Regions from separate parts of the Homo sapiens genome. Here region 2 is linked to region 1. A link is an interaction called in ENCODE POLR2A ChIA-PET data of the cell type or tissue named here. Cell type or tissue: PC-9. All regions are shown on one strand. Each heading gives the region's core, and the rest is flanking DNA. Links, peaks and the distances in the headings are about the cores only.

Region 1 (4,388 bases), core at 260-4,259:
GTGACTACAGGAACCCACCACCATGCCTGGCTAATTTTTAAATGTTTTGTAGAGATGGGTCTCATTATGTTGCCCAGGCTGGTCTCAAACTCCTGGGCTCAATTCATCTTCCCGCCTCAGCCTCCCAAAGTGCTGGGATTGCAAGCATGAGTTAATCTTTGCAAGTCCTAATACTCCATCCCCAATGCCTCATCCTCACCTGGGCTGTCACTCACTCTCTCTCTCCCAGGCCACTGTTCTTGCCCTCTACCTACTCTCCTTGAGTCAGGCTCAGCTGCCTTCTCCAAGTGGCTGCCAGAGAGACATGCGGACGATAAGGACCTGAGCATGTCTCTCCCCTGATTCACATCCTTGGGTGGCACCCCCTTGCTGTCAGGAAGCTTCCTCCCATGGCCTGTGAGCCCCTGCCTGGCCTGGCTCCTGGCTGCCTTGCCAGCCTCACTTCGCACCACTTCCCACCATTCTCACTGCACTCCAGTCTGCTGGCATTCCTTGACTTAACCAGGCAATTTCCTACCACAAGGCCTTTGCACATGCTGTTCTTGCTCCCTGGGACACTTTTTCTTCCACTCTGCACCAGACTAACTCTTATCCATGTTCAGATCTCAGCTTCCCTGACCTCTCTCACCTCTCAAATAAAACCTTCCTTACTTCCAGGAACCTGTCACAACCTGCGTTCATATCTTTGTTTGTGTGACTATGTCTCTCCTTATTCCCCCTTGGACTGGAATGTCCACAAAGGCAGAGATCTCAACTTTTGTTCAGCACCATATCCTGGCACAAGGGAGACCTCTGAAGATACGGAAGCAGCCCACTACACCTAACCATCCCTCTGATGGAAAAGCAATCATTTAGCAAGACGATTTTCAGCAAATTCACCCAAAGCTAGCAAAAAAAGTGTTGAATGAATGAATGAATGAATGAATAGCGAGTTTGCTTAAATTTCAAGGAACATTTAGATTAGATATAGTTGTTGGGAGGGGAAACCACTTTCTTTATACGAGTAGAAGGAGCCTGGGCAACATAGAGAGACTCATCTCTACAAAAAATAAAAAAAAGGAAGGAGGCTGGGTGCGGTGGCTCACGCCTGTAATCCCAGCACTTTGGGAGGTTGAGGCGGGCAGATCACTTGAGCTCAGGAGTTCAAGACCAGCCTGGCCAACATGGTAAAACCCCATCTCTACTAAAATACAAAAATTAGCTGGCCGTGGTGGTGCATGCCTGTAATCCCAGCTACTCGGGAGGCTGAGGCAGGAGAATCGCTTGAACCTGGGAGGTGGAGGTTGCAGTGAGCCAAGATTGCGCCACTGCACTCCAACTTGGATGAGGGCAGAGCGAGACTCCATCTCAAAAAAAAAAAAAAAAAAAAATTAGCTGGGCGTGGTGGCATGCACCCAGCTACTTGAGAGGCTGAGCGGGAGGATCACTTGAGCCCAGGAGGTCGAGGCTTCAGTGAGCTGTAATCATGCCAGTGCACTCCAGCCTGGGGGACAGAGTGACCAGGTAGACCCTGTCTCAAAAAAAAAAGAGAGAGTAGAAAGGAGAAAATTAGGCAGTGGGTCTCAGGGACCTCCCCGTTGGTTAAAAGTGTTATGACTCAGGAAGACAAATGCCACATGTTCTCCCTCATGTGTGGGAGCCAAACAAGTGGATCTCATGAAGATAGAGAATAGATCGGTGGTTACCAGGGCTGGGAAGGGTGGGGAGGTGGGGGAATAAAGAGAGCTTGCTTAGTGCGTACAAACACATATTTAGGTAGAAATAATACGACTTAGTGTTCAGCCAGGCACGGTGACTCACACCTGTAATCCCAGCACTTTGGGAGGAAGAGGCGGGCAGATCACCTGAGGTCAGGAGTTTGAGACCAGCCTGGGTGACCAAGCAAGACCCTATCTCTACAAAAAATGTAAAAATCTGCTGGGCGTGGTGGCACGCACCTGCAGTCCCAGCTACTCGGGGAAGCTGAGGTGGGAGGATCGCTTGAGCCCAGGAGTTGAAGGCCACAGAGAGCTGTAATCCAGTCACCGTGCCCAGCCAAGAGCAGTCAGTCTGTTACAAAGCCCTCTGTTACTGTTACAAAGCCCCTCTTTGGAGAGGCATGAAGTCAGCAGAACTGGCTGTGCCCGGGGCAATTTCCCCACTGTGTCCACACCTTCTGGGGACTTGTAGGAAAGGACTTCTGGGGCTTCTTCATCTCTTTATCTGCTGCCAGTCATAGTGCCTTGGGTCAGAGAAGCTGCAGGTTTGCAGCCAGCGGAGGTGAGTGCGAGCAAGGGGGAGCCTCCCCTAAGATGCTGCAGAGGCCCCAGTCCTCACCCCATCTCCCTTGGACTTTCCTGCTCCCAGGAAGCTGTGGCTCCCAGGCCCAGGCCCTGGCTCCCAGGAAGCCTCTGCCGAGTCAGGACAAAGGGCATCTTAGCGGGGCAGAAGGCATGAGTGCTGGCTGGAGGGGAAGTGGGTACTAGGGCCATCCTGGCTAAGTCAGCCTGCCAGGCAGGATGGCAGCAAAGTGCAAGTCATGGTGAGTTAGGCACGGGCAGCCTCACAGCAGGAATGCCCGGCCCTCCTAGCCCAGGCGGAACCTGCCTGAGTCACCGCCTGGCTGCAGCCCCAGCTGCAGAGCCTCTGCAGACCAGCCCACACCCCGGCCATCCTGGAAGGGACACAGCGGGCATGCCAGGAGGACATGCCAGGGCACGCTTGGGTTGGTACTGCCAGTCTCTTGGGGTCTGGGAAGCCCCGTCCTGGATCTTAACGGACACGGAATGCACCCTCATCACACATGAAATATAATGTTTACTCGAAAAATGCAAAGAAAATTTAAGTTTTGTTTCTTCACAATAATCACACAAATGTAATTTTACAAACATAATACACATTGTTTAGCTCAGACTTTTTCTTTTGTACGTACTTGGTTTGCCCCTTTCTCAATATGAGTGTCTCATCTGTAATCCACAATATTTTCCCTAAGTTTTTCTCAGTGCTTATTTGACATACACAAAAATGTACATGACACACTGGAAGCTGTCAGCATTTTAAAAGCAGAGCCTCATCATGCACCCTCTTCTGCATCTTCTGACCCCACTCCCTCCGGGGCGGCCGGGAGCTGGAGTCCATTCCTCCTCATGGCCGTGTGAAAGCAGTGGTAAGCATGTAGAATGTGCAAGCAACCACAATGTTCCCCGTGGATGGGAGACCACTTTGCCTTCCACTTTGGATCAATGCTCCATGGGCCGCTTTGCATGTCTTGGCGTGTGTATTTCTGCGTGTTAGATCCCAGGGATGCTGGCTTTGTCAGTCTTCACAGGTGTTGCCGGTGACTATCCACCAAGGTGGCCCTAAGGGGCTGTTGTAGTTCCAGCTGGCCTGGCAGTGTGTGGCACTCTGCCGTTTCCCTGCCGCCTAGTGGCTGGTGCATTCCTCACTGTGCAATGGCCATTGGCATTTGCCCATTTCTTGGAAGGGTTTGTGTTTTCCTTGTCAGTGTCTAGGAGCTCTTTGTATATTACAGCCATCTGCATCACTAGTATTTTCCTGAATCTATCATTTATCCACGGACTTTATTTATGGTATATTTTGTTATATAAAAGTTTTTATAAAGCTAAATAGAACTCTCCTGTTTTAGTTTAGATTAGGAGGGTACTCCTTGCCCCAGGATTAATTCCTAATTTTCTGCTAAGATTTTTATTGTTTTATTATTCACTTTGAATCCATCAAGAGTTGATTTTACAAATGCAAATGGAAATGCACATTGATTTTCTTTTTCTTTTTCTTTCTTTCTTCCTTTTTTTTTTTTTTTGAGACAGAGTCTCACTCTGTCACCCAGGCTGGAGTGCAGTGGCACGATCTCGGCTCACTGCAACCTCTGCCTCCCGGATTCAAGCAATTCTGTGCCTCAGCCTCCTGAGTAGCTGGGACTACAAGCACCTGCCACCACGCCCGGCCAATTTTTGTATTTTTAGTTGAGATGGGGTTTCACCATCTTGGCCAGGCCAATCTTGAACTCCTGACCTTGTGATCCATCTGCCTCGGCCTCCCAAAGCGTTGGGATTACAGGCGTGAGCCACCGCGCCCAGCCCACACGTTGTATTTTTTTTTTGCAGATGCACAACCTGTGTGCCAGCATCGTTTAATAACAACTCCACCCCTTCCTGACCCTTTGCTATGTGCCAGGTCTGAGCACTTCCATGTATGAACTCCTTTAGTCCTCACAAGCACCCAAGAGGCAGAAACTATCATTATTTCCATGAGAGATGAGGAACTGAAGAACACAGAGGCTAAGTGATTTGCATAAGGTCACACAGCTAGTGAGTGATCGAGCCAGGTTTCACCCGAGAATCTGACCTGGCATCCCCTTGAGGAGACTCATATCCTGGGGAGTCCTTCCC
Region 2 (4,388 bases), core at 146-4,145, 430 kb before region 1:
TTGAGAACCACTAGTCTGGTGCCCCCTGGCCCAGGGTGCATGAATACCACTCAGTCTAAGACACTTGAAAGCTCCATGTCTTAGATAATCAGGATGGAGATTATGGGCCACTCTAATCTGGTTGTGTTTCTGAGCCCCTGAATTGGACATTTATCCAGAACCTGTTAGAAGTGGTCACTGAACTCCAGTGTGCAGAGATGCAGATAAACTGCAAAGTCCCTGCCAGCCTGAGGTCCTGTGGGTCCCTTGATCCTTGTGACCTCTCTTCAATCCCTAGTTAGTGATGGAGCACACCCTCTGTGTGTCAGGCTTGGATCTCGGGGATGGGCAGCAAAGCAGACCCAGCCGATGTTCTCATGGAGCACATGCTTTGGCAAGGGGGACAGATGCAGTCTCACATGCACACAAGCGGCATGAGTGCCCTGAGAAGGGTTTTGAGCTGGGTTTAGAGTGGGAACTGCATGGCGGGCTGGCATAGAGGCTGCAGAGTGGGGGCTGGGCCTTCCCAGCAAGTGCCCCACATACAGTATGTCAGGGGAGCCAGTTTGTTCGAGATGTGATGCTGCCCTCAGCTTGACCCAGTGGCTAGGAGGTGACCACCAACACTCAGACCCCCTTTGCTGTGTTGTTCACCTCAGAAGCTCAACCCTTTGCTCTGGCACGCACAGTGGCTGCCTCTGGTGCCCACCTCATAGTCCCAGTTAACACAGCCCAGGGAATAGAGAGAGTGGATTTCTCTGTAGCTCCAGTACCATTTCTGGGATTTAGGGATGGGGGACTGGAGTTGGGGACACTTTGCAGATTGACTTTAACCAGTGAGAACCCTTTTCTGTTGCCAGGGCAGGATCTGTCCCTTTTGAGACTGACTGGAAGTGGGTGAGGGGAGAATTCTTCCAAGGAGAACCAGGGCATCCTTGCAGGAGAAAGCAGGAGTGGGGGATAGAAGTAACCGGGGCATGTCCCCTGACAGAGGCAAGTGGGAAGGGATAGTAGCTGGGGAGTGAGATATTGTGCAGGGGAGATGATGCATGGTCAGGGCTGCAGGGAAAGCGAGGCTCCAGTCTGTTATCCAGGCACAGCTGGGCTGCTGAGCATGGGCAGTGAGGAAGGCATGTTGACTCCCCCAGGCTCCACAGGGGGCCAGAATCAGCCTGGCACTTGGCCCCAGGTCTCCCGTGTCCTCTGTGTTGTGTCACCGCAGTCCTGAAGTCACACCACAGCTCTTCGGCTTGCAGTCAGCTCTCTCCCTGATTTGTCATTTCCACCATGCCACTTACGTCCAGCTGGGACAGAGAGCTGAGGACCCACAAGGTGTCCTGTTGCAGGGGGTTAGAGTGAGGGCTTGTCTCTACAGTGTGATTCCAGCAGGGGGCAGATTTTTGTTTACTGATAGCCCCTTCCCCATGTCGAGCAGAGGTGGACCTGGCAAGGGCAGCTTCAGTCCTGGGGGAGGACGATCTGCATGAGACACTGGAAGACGAGGAGTGAAGTGTCAGAAGAAGCTTCTGGATGGAAACAGTTATTTCTGGAGCCTCTAGAAGGTTGTGGGTTCTGGGGCAGTAGCAGGAGAAGCCCTGAGTCCAAACAGGAGTGGACAGGCCATGAGGAAACGAAAGGCACAAGTATCCATGGGATGTTGGGAACAAAGCTTGCAGATTGACATCTGCTTTGGCCTGGCCAGGCCCCCATCGCCGGGGCAAGCTTGGGAAGGAGTGAAGGCAGCACTCTCCTCCTCTCCCTCCTAGTGCTGCTACAGCTAGCCAGTAGCTGATCCCGGCCAAAAGTGAAAAAGGCCACCAAGATAGTGGCTGGTGGGCCAGGTGCAGTGTCTCCTTGCGCCTGGCCAATAATATATTTTTACGTAAGAATTTGTGGGACAACTGAAACCTGTGAGACCAGCCTGGGCAACATAGGGAGACCCCATCTTTACAAAAAATAAAAAAATCAGCCAGCATGGGGGTGTGTGCCTGTGGTCCCAGCTACTTGGGAGGCAGAAGTGGGAGGATCCCTTGAGCCTAGGAGGTTGAAACTGCAGTGAGCTGTGATTGCACCACTGCGCTCCAGCCTAGGTGACAGAGCAAGAACCTGTCTCTAAAAAAAAAAAAAAAAAAAGGTAGTGGCTGGTGTGGCTTAATAGGCCCTTACTAAAGCTATTCAGCATTTCAGAGACGAGAAGGCATGAAGCTACATGTAGGATGCCTAGCAGTTGGTTCATCTTTTTGAAAGCCAAGGAGTCTCCTCTTCACCTGTCCATCCTTGAGCAGCAGAGCTGGGGCTTTTAAGAGAAGCATTTGTAGAATTCAGAGTAGGAATGAGGGAAGAGACTAGTTGTCTCGGAGGCTCAGGGGAGCATTCCCTGGTCTTCTGAGATTGACACATCACTGCCACCTTCTGCTGCCTTTCTCTAGGCCTCAGAGCTCAGCCAGGCTGTCACAAGCTTGCTGGGTGCCACCCTAATGTCTGGTGCCAGGGCTGAAGGTAGCCCTCACTCCAGGGAGTTTACAGTGCATGAGAGACTCATAGTTAAATAATAGTTATGGTGCTGTATGATAAGTGATCTAAAAGTCAAGGGGGGGATTCCAGAGGAGTCAGAGAAGGCAGGAAGAGAAAATAAGAGGGCCGGAGAGGCCCAGAAGATGCCAGGCATTTGGGAAGCAGTTGGGAATCAGTGTGGCTGGGGGTAAACACGGGAGCAGAGTGAGGACACCTAACACATATCTGTTTGGAGTTTCAGAAGAGCTAATATTTGAAAGCTGACAGGGTTTTCCAGAATTTTGGAAAGATGCTCCTTCTCAGATCCAGGAAGCCTGGTGAATCCTAAGCAAGATAAATCAAAGAAATCCCCACCTGGACATATCATCAGGAAACTGCAGAACACCAGAGGAAGAAAATACCTTAAATAAACCTACAGAGAACAGGCCATTCATTACAAAGAAATGGCAACTAAATGGATAGCTAACTTATTGACAGCAACAGTAGATGTCTGAGTGGCATAGAGTCTTCAGTGTGCTGCAAGAAAAACACAGTCAACTAGAAAGCCATTGCTAGCAAAATCATCTTTCTTCCAAGAATTGATAATTTTTTTAAAAAAGATATTTTAAATTTGGAAACAACAACAGCAACAAAAACTGCCAACCCCCAGAATTCTGTATTCAGTGAAAGTGTTCTTGAAGAGTAAAGTTGAAAGGATGACATCTGTTAATAAAACACTAAGAGAATTTGTTGCCAGCACATCTGTACCACAGAAATGTTAAGAGAAGTTCTTCAGGCTGATAGGAGGGAAAACCAGATGGAAACTCAGATCTTCAGGACAGAATGAAGAGCATCGGAAATGGGAAATAATTTGGGAGAACATTTCAGAAGTAATAAGGATATAAGAAAATTTGAGCGGCACAATCCATAAGCTTATGAATTTGTTGTTCCCAGCAATTGGAGAATACACATTCTTTGCAGTCACATGCAGAATACTTGGAAAAAATTGATGATGTCCTAGACAGAAAAGCTAGTCTCAACAAATTGCAAAAAATTGGTATCACATATAACACAATTTCTGATCACAGTACACTTATGTAAAAAATCAGTTAAAAGGATAAGTAGAAAACCTTCATACACCTAAAATTTTAAGAACACTTCTAAATTCTTGAGTCACAGAAAAAATTATAATGAAAATCAGATATATTTAGAACCAAATTAAATATATATTTAGACGGAGTTTTGTTCTTGTTGCCCAGGCTGGAGTGCGATGGCGTGATCTCAGCTCACTGTAACCTCTGCCTCCCGGGTTCAAGCAATTCTCCTGCCTCAGTCTCCCGAGTAGCTGGGACTACGGGCATGTGCTACCACGCCCAGCTAATTTTGTATTTTTAGTAGAGATGAGGTTTCTCAATGTTGATCAGGCTGGTCTCAAGCTCCCGACCTCAGGTGATCCACCCACCTCGGCCTCCCAGAGAGCTGGGATTACAGGCATGAGCCACTGCGCCTGGCCAATAGTATATTTTTACATAAGAATTTGTGGGACAACTGAAGCAATAGTAAAATAAATTTATAGCTCTAAATGTTCACATTAGTAAAAAAGATATAATGAAGTTAGAATAGCATTACACTGACGTAAAATAAAAGGAAATTATAAGGATAAAGATAGAAATTAATGAAAAGAACATAAACACATAATAGTATCCGTAAAGACAAGTCAGTAATTGAAAAGAGTAATAGACAAATTTCTGGCAAGAAATTTTTTTAAGAGGAAGGGCACAAACAGCATTAGGAATGAAACAGCATAACTGCCGGCACACTCAGGATTTCATGTCGGGTGAGAGGCTGACTCTTTGATCAGCTCTGTGCTTACAAATCCAAAAACTTAGATAAAATGGATAAAATTAAAAAGGAAA

What was found. Peaks named below come from ENCODE experiments on the same cell type or tissue, not always from the same donor. Only the 100,000 strongest peaks of a DNase experiment are listed, where the experiment ranks them.
Region 2: POLR2A ChIA-PET joins it to region 1 with 6 read pairs; 2 of 35 experiments call an interaction of 5 or more read pairs at or near these places.

Annotation. Positions count from the first base shown.
Region 1 is chr17:19,750,646-19,755,033 of GRCh38, forward strand. No RefSeq gene overlaps it. Among named protein-coding and RNA genes, the nearest start is that of ALDH3A1, 4.5 kb to the left of the region's middle. RefSeq lists enhancers at 2,086-3,285, 2,138-2,668 and a silencer at 4,246-4,385. In PC-9, for the core only: CTCF peaks have their summits at 3,359 (motif pointing left) and 3,561; DNase peaks (open chromatin) are centred at 1,406, 1,756, 2,526, 3,346 and 1 weaker place; H3K4me3 peaks cover 2,202 bases; H3K27ac peaks cover 4,000 bases.
Region 2 is chr17:19,320,648-19,325,035 of GRCh38, forward strand. All of the region lies in intron 7 of EPN2 (epsin 2), which reads left to right. Among named protein-coding and RNA genes, the nearest start is that of EPN2-AS1, 17 kb to the left of the region's middle. In PC-9, for the core only: no CTCF peak of the experiment used is centred there; no DNase peak of the experiment used is centred there.